Linked DNA regions of Homo sapiens: region 2 is linked to region 1. A link is an interaction called in ENCODE POLR2A ChIA-PET data of the cell type or tissue named here. Cell type or tissue: Caco-2. All regions are shown on one strand. Links, peaks and the distances in the headings refer to the core of each region. The heading gives the core; the rest is flanking DNA. Region 1 overlaps LINC01476 (long intergenic non-protein coding RNA 1476). Region 2 overlaps YPEL2 (yippee like 2).

Evidence for each region. ChIA-PET counts read pairs that join two places held together with the same protein. Peaks named below come from ENCODE experiments on the same cell type or tissue, not always from the same donor. Only the 100,000 strongest peaks of a DNase experiment are listed, where the experiment ranks them.
Region 2: POLR2A ChIA-PET joins it to region 1 with 5 read pairs; 8 of 35 experiments call an interaction of 5 or more read pairs at or near these places.

Annotation. Positions count from the first base shown.
Region 1 is chr17:59,460,155-59,468,938 of GRCh38, forward strand. All of the region lies in intron 2 of LINC01476 (long intergenic non-protein coding RNA 1476), which reads right to left. All of the region lies in intron 2 of LOC124904040 (a long non-coding RNA gene), which reads left to right. Among named protein-coding and RNA genes, the nearest start is that of LINC01476, 62 kb to the right of the region's middle. In Caco-2, for the core only: no CTCF peak of the experiment used is centred there; a DNase peak (open chromatin) is centred at 5,086.
Region 2 is chr17:59,331,693-59,340,476 of GRCh38, forward strand. It overlaps YPEL2 (yippee like 2), which reads left to right. Exons shown (of 5, transcript NM_001005404.4): 1 at 1-132. Among named protein-coding and RNA genes, the nearest start is that of YPEL2, 4.4 kb to the left of the region's middle. RefSeq lists a silencer at 1-248 and an enhancer at 459-1,020. In Caco-2, for the core only: no CTCF peak of the experiment used is centred there; no DNase peak of the experiment used is centred there.

The sequences.
Region 1 (8,784 bases), core at 3,905-6,404:
GGGCAACAGAGTTAGACTCTGTCTCAAAAAAAAAAAAATTAATTAAAAATAAATAAAAATAAAAGTAACAATATTTGTGATTTTATATTTTTTTTCGTAAAGAGGCTCCTCCCTCTTTACGAAATTGTGTAAGTTCCAGGACCCACAAAACCTAAATCTTTCCCTAGGTACAAGAAGATATACAGTTTGCTGCTAAAGAAGGGATTTGGATTTTATTCTATGTATGACGGGAAGCTATTAAAAGGTTCTGATTAGACGAATGACGAGCTGATTCATGACATTTTAAAAAGATGGCTCTGGCTGCCGGGTTAGTTAGTGGGGGAGATGGAGGGGGAGGCTGTGTCCATGTTTGTGGTGACAAGGAGTGGGGGGTTCCTAAAGCTGTGCAACAGCCAGAGTCTCTGGAGAAAAAGCCAGGACAGGTATTCAGAGCAGGAGGAGGTAAGCCCCAGAAGTAAGCATTGGGCACAGGTTAGCTATGATGGTCATGATGACCACTTACCATTCAGCTAATATATACTGAATGCTTACTTCCGGAGAAGGTGAAATAGCCCTGGGTGGGTTCAGAAATATTGAAGAAGAGATCGAGTTTCCTATAGGATGGGGGCTTAAGTTAGGGAAACTGATCTGAGAAGGCTTGGGGACTTAGGGACACATGATTGGCAAGGAGAGAATAAAAAGACACAGAGGGAGCGAACACAGGACATGCAAAGGTAAAGGGACAAGTGAGACATTAGGTGGGCTGAAACACAGGACACAACAGCAGTAATAGCTAACACTTCCACAGTTCACCTGGTGCCATTACTGGGTTTTGCACATATTAACTATTTTATTTTATTTTATTTTATTTTATTTTATTTTATTTTATTTTATTTTGTTTTGTTTTGTTTTGTTTTATTTTGTTTTGCTTTGTTTTAATTTTTGAGACAGTTTCGTTCTGTTACCCAGGCTGGAGTGCAGTAGTGCAATCTTGGCTCACCGCAACCTCTGCCTCCTGGGTTCAAGCGATTCTCCTCCCTCAGCCTCCCCAGTAGCTGGGATTACAGGCATGCACCACCACACCCAACACATTTTTGTATTTTTAGTAGAGACAGGGTTTCACCGTGTTGGCAGGACTGGGCTCGAACTTCTGATCTCAAATGATCCACTCACCTCAGCCTCCCAAAGTGATGGGATTACAGGCGTGAGCCACAGCGCCCAACCTAACCCATTTATTTTAGAAAGAGAAGCTGCAGTCAGATCATGGTCTGCTCTAAGTTAAGAAACACGGACATATTTTATGGATAGTGGGGAGCCACTCAAACACCACTGAAGGTTTTTGAGCAGGTATTATTAGGAAATAAAAAAGAGTAATCAAGATCACTTAGCTAGGGGGGCCTAAAGACCTCCTGAAATTTTGAGCAAATATTTGTGTGAATGCTTCTTTTCCTGGGGAGAGTTCATACCTCCCATCCAACCTCAAAGGTGTCTGAGATTTCAACAAAGGCTAAGGAAGGCCGGGTGTGGTGACTGGAGCCTGTAATCCCAGCATTTTGGGAGGCTGAGGTGAGTGGATTGTTTGAGTTCACAAGTTCAAGGCCAGCCTGGGCAATATGGTGAAACCCCATCTCTACAAAAAATATAAAAATTAGCCAGGTGTGGTAGCATTGTGCTTGTAGTCCCAGCTACTTGGAAGGCTGAGATGGGAGGATGAGATGGGAGGATGGCTTGAGCCCGGGAGGCAGAGGTTGCAGTGAGCTGAGATTGCACCACTGCACTCCAGCCTGGGTGATGGAGCCAGACTGTGTCTCAAGAAAAAAAAAAAGTTAAAAATCACGGACTTAGTGGTTTCAAGCCTAGATGACCAATAGGATGGTAGTAACATGAATGCAAGTAGGGGTCACAGGCAAGACATAAGGAGGTAGGGTTGGCTGGAAGAGCAGAGACATGGTCTCTTCCCTCTGAGATATGTTGATTTCACAGTGTTATAGATGGGTCTCGAGTAGGCAGTAGAGACTTGGAACCCAGCTCTCCAGAGATGGGGCGAGGCTGCTGCCACAGGCAGGGGAGTGATCCTCTATCACAAGCTCGAGTTTGAATGACATTGTCAAGGAAAATCTGAAAAGAGGGCCAAGGACAGATCTTTGAACACTATTTGATCTGACTGCCATGCCTTTTCCTAAGTGCTTTCTGACAGATTTTTTTTTTCTACACGGGAAATTCACATTTTGAACTTTAGTTCCTAAAATACATTAAATTATACTTGGCTTCTAAGACGAGGCAGGAGGGGATGCACATAATGACTACTTATGTGGCTTCTCATCTGAGGAAATTATCTCTTCAAAATGATCAGGTGCTCCTGACCCTGTTCTTAAGAGCGTGGGCATTTTTGAGCTAATTTTGGAAGTGTGAAGGATAATTGTTAGCACTCAGAGGACCTAGTTCTAGCCCAGTGTTAAAATCTCGGGAACTGGCTGGTCACAGTAGCTCAAGCCTGTAATCCCAGCACTTTGGGAGGCTGAGAAAAAGGATTGTTTGAGTCCAGGAGTTCAAGATCAGGCTAGGCAATATGGCGAAACCCAAAAATACAAAAATTAGCTGGGCATAGTGGTGCATGCTTGTGGTCCCAGCTACTAGGGAGGCTGAGGTGTGTGGATCACTTGAGCCTGGGATGCGGAGGTTGCAGTGAGCCAAGATTGCACCAGTGCATTCCAGCCTGGAAGACAGAGCAAGACCCTGTGTCAAAAAAAAAAAAAAAAAAAAAGCTGGGCATGGTGGCACACACCTGTAATTCCAGCACTTTGGGAAGCTGAGGCGGGTGGATCACCTGAGGTCAGGAGTTTAAGACCAGACCAGCCAACATCGTGAAACCCCATCTCTACTTAAAAAAAAAAAAAAATACAAAAATTAGCTGGCTGTGGTGGCGTGCACCTGTAATCCCAGCTACTTGGGAGGCTGAGGCAGGAGAATTGCTTGAACTCAGGAGGCGGAGGTTGCAGTGAGCCGAGATCATGCCATTGCACTCCAGCCTGGGTGACAAGAGTGAAACTCTGTCTCAAAAGAAAAAAAAAAAATCAGAAATCCACAAAATCCATCCCCTCCCTGGGGAGGAAAGAAAAGATACCTACATGTGGCAGGAAGCTGCTTCAAGTATTAAGGTAGGCCAGGCATGGTGGCTAACGTCTGTAATCTCAGCACGTTGGGAGGCCGAGGTGGGCAGATCACGAGGTCAGGAGTTCGAGACCAGACTGACCAATATGGTGAAACCCCGTCTCTACTAAAAATACAAAATGTAGCTGGGCATGGTGGCGCATGCCTGTAGTCCCAGCTACTCAGGAGGCTGAGGCAGAAGACTTGCTTGAACATGGGAGGTGGAGGTTGCAGTGAACCAAGATTGTGCCTCTGCACTCCAGCCTGGGTGACAAAGTGAAACTCCCTCTCAAAAAAACAAAAAAAGAAAAAAAGAAAAGAAAGAAACCCCATCTCTACTAAAAATACAAAAATTAGCTGGGCGTGGTGGTGAGCACCTGTAATCCCAGCTACTCAGGAGCCTAAGGCAGGAGAATCGTTTAAACCTGGGAGGCAGGGGTTGCAGTGAACCAAGATCGTGCCACTGTGCTCCAGCCTGGGTGACAGAGTGAGACACTGTCTCAAAAAAAAAAAAAAAATTAAGGTAGATTGCACATTGATAGCTCCTATCCTGGAACAATGGTCATAATCCAATAACACTAAGAAATATCCCAAAGAAGCCGGGCGCGGTGGCTCACGCCTGTAATCCCAGCACTTTGGGAGGCGGACGCGGGCGGATCACCTGAGGTCGGGGGTTCGAGACCAGGCTGACCAACATGGAGAAACTCCGTCTCTACTAAAAATACAAAATTAACCAGGTGGTGGCGCATGCCTGTAATCCCAGCTACTCAGGAGGTTGAGGTAGGAGAATGGCTTGAACCGGAGAGGTGGAAGTTGTGGTGAGCCAAGATTGTGCCGTTGCACTCTAGCCTGGGCAACAAGAGCTAAACTGTCTCAAAAAAAAAAAAAGAAAGAAAAAAGAAAGAAAAAGATCTCAAAGAAGTGCCATCATTTTCCTGAGAGGCTGTTTAATTTTGTGTGGGTACATTATTTCAATAAGAAAAGAGCAGCTGTTTTAGTCTGTCATACCCAGAAACTACCTGATAGCCAATATCATGAAACTCTGCGGAGGCAGTAAAATGCTATAAGTGGTCATGATGATCACCATGGCTAACATGTGCTGAACACTTACTTTGGTTTTTGGAGACAGAGTCTTGCTCTGTCGTCCAGGTTGGAGTGCAGTGGTGCAATCATAGCTCTCTGTATCCTCAAACTCCCGGGCTCAAGCGAGCCTCCTGAGTAACTGGGACTACAGGCATGAGCCACTACACCCAGCTTTGAATGCTTACTTTGTACCAGGCCCTGAGTTAAGGCCATATATTGGCCGGGCAGGATAGCTCACACCTGTAACTCCAGCACTTTGGGAAGCAGAGGCATGTGGATTGAGTCCCAGCGTTCAAGACCAGCCTGGGCAACATGGCGAAATTCCATTTCTACAAAAACAAACAAACAAATAAACATTAGTCGAGCGTGGTGGCACATGCCTATAATCCCAGCTACTTGGGAGGCTGTGGGAGAATTACTTGAGCCCAGAGGTTGTAGTGAGCCAAGATGGTGCCACTGCACTCCAGCCTGGGCGACAGAGTGAGACCTCATCTCCAAAAAATAAATAAATGAAACAAATTTTTAAAAAAGAAAAAAAAGGCTATATATTCATTACTCATTTAATCCTCACAAAAATCCCATCAGATGAGTTTTGTTAAAGGTCTTATTTTATGGATGCAGAAATTGAGGCTTAGTGAGCAAAGTTTATGCTTCTAACCACCCCCAGACTGTTCCTGCTTTACTCTGGGCAAGACTCATCTGCAGACCTTCGTATGGCCATGTCCAGCCTTGTGGGCCCGGATCATCCATACAAGGGGCAGTAGAAATAAAGCCAAGAGTAAACACCCTTAGATCCACTAGGCTGCACTCTAGCCCTGCCCCTGTGCCATGCTGCAGCATGCTTCCACCCAGCTCTGAACCCTGCCCGTCTGGCTCTAAATACCTGCTTATTGTCCCTACTTCCATGCACTTCAAACCCTGCACTTCAAACCCTGCTGGTTTGCCTTAGGGTGCAGCTGGGTTTGGCCCCACCACCTGCAAAGGTTGGGGCAGAGCTAAACAAACAAGGACTTGGATTAGCTGCACCCTGTGAGTCAAGGCCAGTTTTTTTTTTTTTTTTTTGTCGCCCAGGCTGGAGTGCAGTGGCGCGATCTCGACTCACCCCAACCTCCGCCTCCTGGGTTCCAGCGATTCTCCTGCCTCAGCCTCCTGAGTAGCTGGGATTATAGGCACCCGCCACCATGCTCAGCTAATTTTTGTATTTTTAGTACAGACGGGGTTTCGCCATGTTGGCCAGGCTGGTCTCAAACTCCTGACTTCAGGTGATCCACCCGTCTTGGCCTCACAAAGTGCTAGGATTACAGGCATGAGCCACTGTGCCAGCCGAAGGCAAGGCCAGTTCTAAGAGGAACGTGCTCAACTCGGAGGAAGTCTCCTATGGCTGGCAGAACAAATACTGGCAGAAAAGGGATACTGAAATGCCTGCCCAGCAGTGAGGGCTGGAACTAGATAGAATTAGATTGCCAAAGTGGACAGGTAGAGGGCCAGGACTAGATGTCATAGGGCAAAAGGCACAACGTAGAATATCAGAGGCTTTCTGATAACAAGGTAGCCCTGGGTTGAGAAATTCAAGAAGGGTCAATATTTAAGAACCAGGATAGATGTCATAGGGTAGACTTTCTCCTCTTTTTCCCCGTTACGGGTTGAATTGTGTCTTCCCCAAATTCTTATGTTGAAGTCCTAAGGCGCAGTACCTCAGAATGTGATCTCATTTGCAAACAGGGTTGTTACAGATGTAAGCAGTTAAGATGACGTCATTCAGGTGGCTTTAATCCTATATAATTTGTGTACCTATAGGAAGGGAAATTTGGGCCAGGCGCAGGGACTCACACTTGTAATCCCAGCACTTTGGGAGGCCAAGGAGGATGGATTGCTTGAGCCCTAGAGTTTGAGACCAGCCTGGCCAACGTGGTGAAACCCTGACTCTACCAAAAATACAAAAATTAGCCAGTCTCATAACCCTGTCTCAAAATAAATAGAAATTTCTTTAAAAAAAAAAGGGAAATTTGGAAACAGAAATGCACACACAGGGAGGATGTTGTGTGAAAATGAAGGCGAGATCAGGGTGATGGTTCTACATGCTGAGGAATGCCAAAGACTGCCAGCAAGCCACCAGAAGCGAGGGGAGAGGCATGGAAAAAATTCGATCTCACAGCTCTCAGAAGGAACCAACCCTGCTGACACCTTGACCTTGGACTTCTGACCTCTAGAACTGTGAGACAATACGCTTCTGTTGTTGAAGACACCCAGTTTGTGGTCTGGTCTTGTCTTTTTTTTTATTTGAGACAGAATCTCGCACTGTTGCCCAGGCTGGAGTACAGTGGCATGATCTCGGCTCACTGCAACCTCCGCCTCGTGGGTTCAAGCAATTCTCCCACCTCAGCCTCCTGAGTAGCTGGGATTACAGGCGCCTGCCACCACGCCTGGCTAATTTTTTGTATTTTTAGTAAAGACAGGGTTTCACTATGTTGGCCAGGCTGGTCTCGAACTCCTGACTTGTGATCCGCCCGCCTCGGCCCCTCAAAGTGCTGGGATTACAGGTGTGAGCCACCACACCAGGCCCAGTTTGTGGTATTTTCTTACAGCAGCCCTAGAAAATAAATGCACCTCTTTTCTCTAAAACTCTAGGCCTGTTCCAGTCTGCTTCTGGCCAATCTAGTCCTGGTTTCCTGAACCCAGGCTTCAGAAGAGGCAGATCTGCAGAGAGCTTTTCAATAAAAATGGCTCCAGCAGAGCTCATGGGTATGCAGAGCTCATTGGAAGTTGGCAGGCAGAGTAGCATGGGGACCTTACACTCCACCTTGCAGGCTGAAGATACTCTGTGTCCTATGTTCAATGTGGTTTCAGGGAGAGGGTTCTCAATGTAGAACTGGGTACGTGCTAACTCTCTTGAGGGATGAAAATATTTAACCTGGAGCATGGATTTTGCTTAACATGACTCATAAAAATCTTTGTTCTCAGCCTCTCTCCCCATCACCATTCAGGCTGTTACCAACTTGCCTTTTATCTGACAAAGGCAGCCAGTTTCCGTGGTTACCTACAAGCATACAGCAAGGTGCCATTCCCAGGAGACCCCTGGATTAAGCAAATAGCAAGACAGGGGGCCTCTGGCCCAAGGAAAATAACCTGGATCCAATGATCAGAGTGGGATACTGGGGGCAACTGGATTTCAGGAGCAAGTTGGAAGCCCAGTTATTATAGCTGGGCATGGAGCCAGAGGCAGAGCAGCAAACCTAGTACTACTGTCTGCTGGACACTGAGCCCTTCCTATGAAGCAGGTGCTACAGCAAGCAACTCATGTGCCTTACCTCCTTTGGTCCTTGCCTACTTACCAAAGCACTCAGTTTTATAGATGGAGGAACTCATGTGACACGTTGAAGATCACATGGCCGGTAGGTAACAAGGATTTGAACCCAGGCGCTGAATACCTTCCATTTATCCCTCTAGCTGAGCTTGCTGTCCTTCTCCACCCCAGAGGCTGACCTTATGAGCTGCATCAACAGCCTCCCTTTCCCCGCTAGCACCAGTTGGGTCTGTTAGTGGAGAGCCCCACAGACAAGAGGGAAGAAAGGAGAGGGTGCTTTTGGCTTGTGGTGCCACAAAGTGGTTTTCTCTATATAATCTTCTCCTTCTATTTCCTTCTCTGTGTCTTTGAATCTAGGGCTGCTACTGCTCTATCCCTTGTGGTTGTCCAGTGCCCACTCTTTTGGAGGAAGCCTCTTTATAATAAGTCCTTCTTGACTTATGGTCTTTCTGGTAAGACTGACTGCTGTACCAGGTCTGTCTACTGCTGAAGGCTTTAGCCTGAACTCCCATGCTACTCTTCTCTTTGTTTTCCAGCCAGCGTGGTGATTTGAGTCCCAGAGCATTGGATCAGTGCTTTTTTTTTTTTTTTTGAGACAGAGTGTTGCTCTGTTGCCCAGGCTGGAGTGCAGTGGCGCAATCTCAGCTCACTGCAACCTCCACCTCCTGGGTTCAAGCGATTCTCCTGCCTCAGCCTCCCAAGTAGCTGGAATTACAGGTGCATGCCACCACGCCCAGCTAATTTTTGTGTTTTTAGTAGAGATAGGGTTTCACCACGTTGGGCAGGCTGGTCTCGAACACCTGACCTCAGGTGATCTGCCCACCTCAGCCTCCCAAAGTGCTGGAATTATGGGTGTGAGCCACCATGCCCAGCCGGATCAGTGCTCCTTAAACGCCTGCAATCTAAGGTCAGCATTGGTCTCTGAGACTTGGCACTGTGGGAAAGAGGTGCTAAGCCTGAGGTGGGTACTCAGTGGTTACAAGTGTGAGGAGAGGGCACGGCAGAGTCTGGAGAGCTAAGCAGGGCCTGACACTCACCTACAAGGACCTTCCATTCCCACGTGGTCCTTCTGTTCTGGCAGCTCCCCAGTGCTGAGCTGCTGCACTGGAGTTTAGCTAACTGTTCAGCTGGAGGGAACCGTCCCTGCAAGCCTGCCTTCACTTCAGACACCAGCCACAAGTTTGTGGGTTTGCAGGACCACCCTCACTTCAGACTATATGGCTACAAACTCAGAGGTTTTCAAAACCACCCTCACAGAATGATTCACA
Region 2 (8,784 bases), core at 4,122-6,621, 130 kb before region 1:
CCGCGGCGGTGGCGGAGACTGTGGCTTTAAGAGCGTGCCGGGAGCCCGAGCCCCAGCCGGGCCGCGCTTCGCCGCTGCGCACCCCAGCGGAGCCAAGCCCCACGCTGGCCGGACAGGGCCGCCTGTCGCCGGGTAAGTGCACCGGAGTGCGGCGCGGGCCGGGCGCGCGTGGGCGTGGGGCGCGCTGTCAGCTCGGGCTCTGGGTCCCCGGCCCCGGCCTCCGGACTCCCCCGGCCGGGCCTGCGCGGGGTTGGGGGTGCGGCGCCCTCGGTTCCGCGTGGGGTCCCCGTGGGCGCCGGGGACGGGGAGCGGCCGCCGGGCCACGTGACCGGTTTGTTTACAAACACTGCCGGGCCCGCGGCCGCTCGCGGAGGGAGCCCAAGGGCGCGGGACCCCCGGCCGGGGCGGGAGACGCGCGCCAGGGGCTGGGCGAGTCTGCGGGGCCAGGTTTGGGGCGGGGGTGCGGAGCTGGAATCGCCGCTTCCTCCTCCGCGTCGTCCCCATGGGTTCGGACTCCATGGGGTCCGGGTGGGGCTGGGGACGCCCTCCGTCCTCTCGTGACGCCGCGTTTCCCTCGGAGAGTCCTGGGGACACTTAGGTCCAGGGGCGCCGCCCTGGGGGCCTTCCACTGTGGGACTGGGCGCCCTCGAAATTTCTCGGAGCGCGTCGTCTGCCCCGACCCGGGTCGAGGTAACCGCAGCCGAGTTCCTCCCTGGCCGCGTCTCGGCGCCTCCCCGGTGTCCTTGCCAAGGGGGTGGGCGCGAGGTCCTGCCCGACGGAACGCGGGAGCCTCTGCCGCGAGCGCCTCCCCGGAGCTGGCGCTTAGGGGCGGCCCCGACCTTTCGCCACTTCCAGTTCACCCTGCTTGGCCGCCGACCTCCTCTGGTGTCTTTCCCGGAGTGGTGGGCTTTTCTCCGGTCTTGGGGGCGTGCGGGGGTGGGGGACACCTGTTCTTCTGGACTTCTTGTCCGGAAGATTGCTACCTCTGCCTTCAGTCTTAGCTGCGAGAGTTTAAAAAGCCAGGTGAGCGAGTGTCTTGTTTTCCTCCGCTTGGAGCGGAGCTGCACCCTCGCCCGCCCCCCAGTCCCGCCGCTGTGAAAGGCCCCAGAGAACTGCTCCGAAGCTTTGCTGGGGTTTTTGCTTTCTGGCCTCCTTGCTGATTTGCTGTCCTTGCAACTTGGGAGGCTCTTGAGTGAGTCCTTGCCTTTGGTGAATCTGAAGGCTAACGAGACAGCTGTCTTTTCCTCCCTGCCCTTCCTTCCTTGTTCTTCCTTGTTCCAAAGCATTGGGCAAGAAGGGTAGCGGTCAGCTTCCCTGTGCCTCACAGAGCATTAAAGATGCAAGAAGTTCAGTAAACCGCCTCACTGGCTCTGGGGTGGGACTTGATTTCACATGGTTATTGCTCCCCCGTGCTTTCCTGCCTCTGGGGGCCACAGGGCCTATGAATGGCTGAGTCTTGCCTCCGGTGAGGAACATTTTCATTCTTCTAAACTGTGTTTTGAGTGGCTGCAAGTTCTTTTCCCCAGAAACAGGCCCAGCCTGGGGAGAGCTGTGCAGACTTCCCCCTTGGCACCATCCCCTGTCCCCAGCTCCATGATAGGATCTCAGGCAGGAGTGCAGTGGGAGCCTCATCCGCTTCCTCAGTTGGGCTTTGCCGCCGCAGGTTAGCATTCAATGACAGCATTTCTTGGATCTGTCTTGATATTTCTGTGCTTGAACCAAAATCAAGAAGCTTAGAGTTAGGGGTGGAAAATGGAAAATAAACACCATGCGCGAGAAAACTGTTTTCCTTCTTCCCTCTAGGAGCATGGTTTTCAGACTTTGAGTGGGACCTGCACTGCATACAGGTCTGTAACTGAAATAAGTTTCAGAGAACAATAATTACCCTTACTCCCTGCAGTGTGCTCTGTTTTAAAGGTTTTTTTTTCTACTTCATTTAAAAAAATCAACTGCTGGTTATGACCCATTAATTTGATTTCCTGACCAAGCAGGTCCTGACCCATAGTTTGAGAAGCATCGCTTTAAGGCAGAGGTCCTCAAACTTAAATGTGTATAAAGATGACCTGGGTAGTGTTTAAAAATAGTTTGTCAGGCTACTCCGCAGATGTTTATTTTCAGTGGGCCACAGGAATCTGCATTTTTACCAGGGGACCTATGAGATTGTGATGCAGGTGCTTGATAAGAGCCCCTGATCTAGTGGGAACTGGAGGCAGTGAACAATGAAAGGTATTAACTTGGCTCTGAAGTGCAGTCAGGTATGTGACCCCATACTCTGCAATCCCAAAATCACTCAGCTGCCAATCACACTAGCTTAGGCTTTGAAAAGTCTAAGGGCACAGTATTGTTTGTTCTCAACTGCCATGAAGCAGTTGGCTTTAAGAGACTGGTATCCCTCCCTCTCCACTCCAGCCTGTTTGAGGGCTGCTGCACAGTGTTGTGTACCAGGAGATGTTTCTAGGTGTGTGGGGGTTGGAGATGTGAGTAGTGCCGATGAGTTGCGTGAGTTGCTGTGCTGTTCATAGATTATGTGAATTCTTCATTGTCGTAATGATTTTCACGGTTTTGAGGCAGCCACACAGTCATTGTGCCTGGGAGATTCACAATTGGCCAGCTGAAGAAGAGGTTGATTTTGTTTAGTATCCGTGTATTCCAGACTGCATAGCCTCGGGGGAAGGCAGGCAGGTGACTCTTTTTATTTGGGGGGGGGTGAGGAGTCAGGAGTTTGTCTACCATCAGGTCTTAATAAGAGGCACAAGTTCCCATACCTCCTGGGCTACCCCAGTCCTGGTTACTTCCCATTGTGATGGCCCAGTCCCTGTGTGCAGGCGAATCTTGTTAGGCATCCAGTTTCTGATGCTGTTATCTGCCTTCAGGCACAAACACACACACACACACACACACACACACACACACACGCCTGATGCAGCCACAGGTTAGATTTTTCCCTCTTAGTTATTGTGTCCAGACATATTGGTAGGATACATTTATTTGAATTAATGAAAGCTGCGATTTAGCTTCAAAAAGGACTCTATCCAAATTCAACTTCCACTGTAGCCCTTCTTGCTAAAGGTGTGCCTTATGGGAGCATCAAGCGTGGGATTTTAAAAATTAACTTTAATAATGTTCAGTTTGGCCAAGCAACTCACATTCAGAATGTTTAGTTTTGAGCATATGGAGAAAAGAAAGCAACAAAAGGATGGCAAGGGATAAGATGTCCCAGGATTGGAAAAGCCAGAAGGAAGAGATGTTGAAGTGAGATTCAGATGGAGGATGTGATCAATTCCCATTGTAAATTACCTTGGCATTTCCTTAGGGTTTGTCAGGCAAACCACTAGGTGCTCTGACAACTGCATTCCCCTGAGCATAAAAAGGTATAAAGTTTTGGAAAAGGAAGAAGCATCATTTTCAACTTGAGCCTGTAATGATGGAAAGCCAGCCAGGGCCTGCAGGCTAAAGATATTTTTTAGAGTTGTTAGTTTTCAGTGACATTGTCCTTAACAAAAGGTGATACACTTGAGTCTGTGAAGTATTGTACTGCCTGAGTTTGTTTACCTGGGAGCTGTGGATATAGCACTGGAGAGCTTAAAAGTAAATCAGAATTTGCTATTCTCTTGTCGCCAATTTGCCAATGGCTTCCCATTGCCCTTCAGATATAATCTAATTCCTTTCCTTGTAGGCACCACACGGCTTGTCCTACTCCCCCATCTTCTGCCTCATCTCTTACCAATCCCCAACCTGTCCACTCTGCTTCTTCCTGCTTGAGAAAAGCTCGCCTTTCTGAGGTTTCTGAAACATGCCATACTTAGGTTTGTCATAGGGCTTTTCTACTGGTAGTAACTCTTTCCAGGATTCTTTCTCCAGATTTTTCTTTTCTGTTTGAGACAGGGTCTTGCTCTTGCCCAGGCTGGAGTGCAGTGGTGTGATCTGCTCACTGCAACCTCTGCCTCCCTGATTCAAGTGATTCTCCTGCCTCAGCCTCCCAAGTAGCTGGGATTACAGGCGCACCCCACCACGCCCGGCTAATTTTTGCATTTTTAGTGGAGACGGGGTTTCACCATATTGTCCAGGCTGGTCTTGAACTCCTGACCTCAGGTGATCTGCCTGCCTCAGCCTCTGACAAGTCTTGGGATTACAGGCATAAGCCACCGTGCCTGGCTCTTTCTCCAAATTTTTGCGTGGCTGACTCTCACTTGGTTCTCAGAGCTACTTCCTGACGGACCAGTTATCTAGAACAGCTCCTCCCTTCTCTGCCCCTCAGCCTCTCTTAATCCCCTTAACTTTATTTTCTTCAAAGCACTTTAATACCGTCTGGAAATATATTATCTACCTGTTTGCCGACACGGAAGCTTGAGAGCTTCTCTGTCTTGCTTGCTGCTGAAAATGCTTGGTGTGGAGTAGACACTGGATAAGTATTTGTTGGTTGAATGCGTGAATGACCAAGAGAACCAAGGTTTAGAATCTCTAGAGGAGGAAATATACTTTAAGAGGAAAAGATAATTCTCTTTTTCTGGGATAATATAGTATGCTCTCAGAATTACTTTCACTTGCACTATTTCTGCTTTTCACAATAGTTTTCATTCCTTTATTCCATTTATAGGTTGGCAAAGCCTCCAAAAGCTCCATTGTTATTTTGTTGTCATTAATAATAAACAACTCTTACCTACCCCAGTAACCTTATTCTAGGCCTCGCTGTTTGTTTTCTTCTAACAAATGTTAGCATTTCTATCAGTAATCACATTTCATTAATACCAGGAGGCACTATATGTGGGGCTAAGAGCCTGGACTTTGGAATCAGAAAGACCTGGATAATTAGCTCTGTGACCTTGGCAATCTACTAAAATTCTCTAAATCTTTGTTCCTTATTTTTAAAATGGTACTAATAATAGTTTGCATCACACGGGACTGATGGGAGGATTAAATGAGACTGCAGGGGAAACCAGGTACAGAGCCTGGCACCTAAGCACTCAGTGCTAGCTATTAATAACAGCACTAACATTAATAGGTGGATTCCCCTCTCTCTGGCTCAGAGGAATCCATTCTCAATCCATTGATTTGGGAGTGGACAGTGTGTGGTGGGGTCAGAGGAGGACTTCTTAATATAAGTAAGTAAAGACTGAAAATGCCACTTACATCTATTTGAACTGGAATGGAATTTAGAAACCATGTATTCGCAAGCTGACTGCTGCCCAACACCCACCTGGAAGAAGTAACAGTTACAGAAGTTTTTGGAAGGACGAGTTTTCTATCTGCTCCTGTGGCGATTCTTGGTTTTAGACTTGATTAGGCTGGGCCATCTGCATGTGCCATTATGTCAGCCCCTCCGTTGTTATTTTTACCGAGTTGGGCTTCAGTGTCTGCCCTTTGCTTTATGGAAGGACACTGTCAGAAATAGCTTTATATAACTTGTTACTGTAATTCTTATAAGGGTTTATATTGTTGAAGACTAGCTACAGATTCAATGCCCCCTTTAAGAAGTTCATGGGAGAAATTCTTTTTTTTTGTTTTTTTTGTTTGAGACGGAGTCTCGCTCTGTGGCCCAGGCGGGAGTGCAGTGGTGCAATCTCGGCTCACTGCAAGCTCCGCCTCCCGGGTTCACGCCATTCTCCTGCCTCAGCCTCCCGAGTAGCTGGGACTACAGGCGCCCACCATCACGCCCGGCTAATTTTTTTTGTATTTTTAGTAGAGATGGGGTTTCACCGTGTTAGCCAGGATGGTCTCGATCTCCTGACCTCGTGATCCGCCCGCCTCGGCCTCCCAAAGTGCTGGGATTACAAGCGTGAGCCACCGCGCCCGGCCGGGAGAAATTCTTTTAGAACCTAATGTCTCTGAAAAGCTTTGCCTCTCCTGAAAACCTGGTATGCTTTTTCTTTTGTGGAAATTGGAAATTTATAGCATGATAAATGCTATAAATGCTATAAATGATAAATGCTTTTTGCTTTGGCTACCAGGAAGTACAGAGTGAAATTTGTGGCTTGATTTTAGTGACTATGTAGGGCCCTGCATCCTAATTTTTTCTAGTGTTAACCTTGTAATTTTTGTTTTCTATTAATTAGGTATATACTGGGTTGGGCATTAAAGTCTGTTTAGGTGTTAACATTTTGGAGATATACACACTGAGGTTCAAACAGACAAAAAGGACTTGCTTTAAGACATAGTGCTAATTAGGGCAAAGCGGAAGCTATAAACCATACCTTCTGTTTCCCAGACCCAGGCCTCTTCCTACTGCTGCGCATTCTGGAATAATACCAGCTCCTCATCTAAACCCTAAATAGCCCATGTCTCCATTCTAGGCAGAGTCTACCTTCTCTCTGAAACGAGACAGAGCAGCATTCTGCTTGCGAGGTGCAGCAGTGCCACCTGCATTCCTGTTACCTGGATGGCTCAGCAATACCTGGGTCTCCTGAGCTACAGAGGAGTCAGCCCTCCCCTGTGGTCTTAAAAGCAGTGTGTCTAGACTGAGTGGCTTTGATTCGAAACTGGATTGCTGGCTCCATGTGAGCTTACCCTCCAGTGTCTGGAGTTCCTTTGTCTGTTTCTCACTGGGAAAGGAAGGCTTGACATCCAGTTGGCAGATGGGTGCCACTGAGGCTCAAACATGATCTTCTGGGTGTGAATGGTGACCAAGTTCAGTTGCACCAGAGAAAGTGGCTTTGTTTTACCTGATACGAAATTTTTAGTTCTAGGAAATACTGACCTTTCTAGTGATTGGTATTTTGTTTTCTCAAGACATTCTGTTCAGGAGTACCTGAGGCAAATAAGTGTAGGCACGGAACAGATCCTGCCCATCAGGAATATTTTGATCCCTATTTTTGAGATGGATTGGTGAAGAATGAAGAGGATTTACACATACAGAAACATTCCATGGGGAACAGTTGTGCAGAGGCACTGAGGTGTGAATATAAGAGGGAGTGTATGGGGAATGTTCAGGAAGCACGTGAGATGGGGAAAGAGGGCACTGGGATGTAGTTCTCAGCTACCATGGCTGCAGATAGAGCACTCCGTGGGAGTGGACTGTGACTTCCTTCACAGTAAGGGTGAAGAGCACTGCACAATGGCTAATTGCCTCAGATCATAGGCGTCTCCAGGAGGGAGGCTATCTCTAGGGATTCTCGAAGCTGGCTGCCTTAAGAATTCATCGTCCTGCTAAAGGCCTACAAAATCAGAATTTTCAGGATGGGGAATTTGTAACAAAAACAAGAAAATAGTAACAACCCCTGAAAAACTGTTTCCCAGGTTCTTCTAAAGCAGCCAACCCCACACATGACTGAGGTCTGGAAACCACTGAGGTCGTGCTTGATCCCTCTGGCAGGAGCTACCAAGCAGCCTTGGCTTTTGGCCCCCTTGCCCTTGCTCTTTCTGTTTTTGCTTTTTCCTTTGTGTTGCCCCTACACGTCATCCAGGATATCTGCGCCCCCCACCCCCACCCCCACCCCAACGCCTTGTTTCTTCTTTTACCACTTCGGTCTTTGTCTGTTGGGGGTCCCTCCCTACATTGACCCATTGCCAAATGAACCATAAGAGAGAAATGAATTAACTTTCAGGACAGGTTACGTTAATGGTATGAACGTGCACATTACATAAACCTAAATTAAATAGGGCTTGCAGTTTGTTTTGCTCGCGGGGCTCTTTTTTTCTGTTAGGATTTGAGGAAAAGTTATCCCCACACTTAACTGCAGCCTTAAAGCTAAGTGCTTCATTAGCAGAGAGGTACAACAAGAGCTGAAAACTCCCTTTTTCTTGTGCCTAATCTGTTGTCCCACCTTCTGGCTCAGGTTATTCCCATCCCTCATTTGTTTTCTCCCATTTCGGCAATTTAATGTTGAAGCATTGAGCTGAGAGTCTGAGGGTGTTTAGAGAGAACTTGACGTCTTCATTTTGCATTATGTTGAGTTGACTTAGACTCTCCCATTCTGCTTGAAGCTCTGGAAGGAATTCAGGGACTGAGAATACACTTCCTCAGACTCTTCTCTGGCTGGTTTGGGGAGGAAGGATCTACTTGCAAGGGACGGGGGATTTGAATCCTGGTTTTGGTCCTCTCTAATTGTGTGATCTTGGGCAAATTGTTCCTTTTTCTGTGTCTGGAAAGCAGGGGTCATCATCATAATGCCTGTCTCCCTGGGTTGTTGTGAGGATTAATTGAGATATGACCCCTCATAGACGCATAACAGGGAATTAATAAATTGTAGAATCCTGGAGGTTTATCTGCAGTTGTTCCAGGGTCTCTCTCCCAAACTGCCCCCACTTCCTACCTTCCTCCAACCAAGGCTTACTGAGCTTTCTGAGCTCCTCTTGCCAAGCTTTGGGCTGCGTATGAGGGCTGATTAACCAGACATGGTCTCATGTCTGATTAACCATGGCCAGGAATGGTTTGCAATCTAGTGGGAAGTCTGACTGAGAAACAACTAATTTTGTGGAACTTTTTTTTTTTTTTTGAGATGGAGTTTCACTCTTGTTGCCCAAGCTGGAGTACAATGGTGTGATCTCAGCTCACTGCAATCTCCACCCCCCCAGGTTCAAGCGATCGTCCTGCCCCAGCCTCCAGAGTAGCTGGGATTACAGGCACCTGCCACTACGCCCGGCTAATTTTTGTATTTTTAGTAGAGACAGGGTTTCACTACGTTGGCCAGGCTGGTCTCGAACTCCTGACCTCAGGTGATCCACCCGCCTTGGCCTCCCAAAGTGCTGGGATTACAGGCGTGAGCCACCGTGCCCAGCTGGAACTTTATTTATTTTTTTTTTTTGAGACAGAGTCTTGCTCTGTCGCCCAGGCTGGAGTGCAGTGGT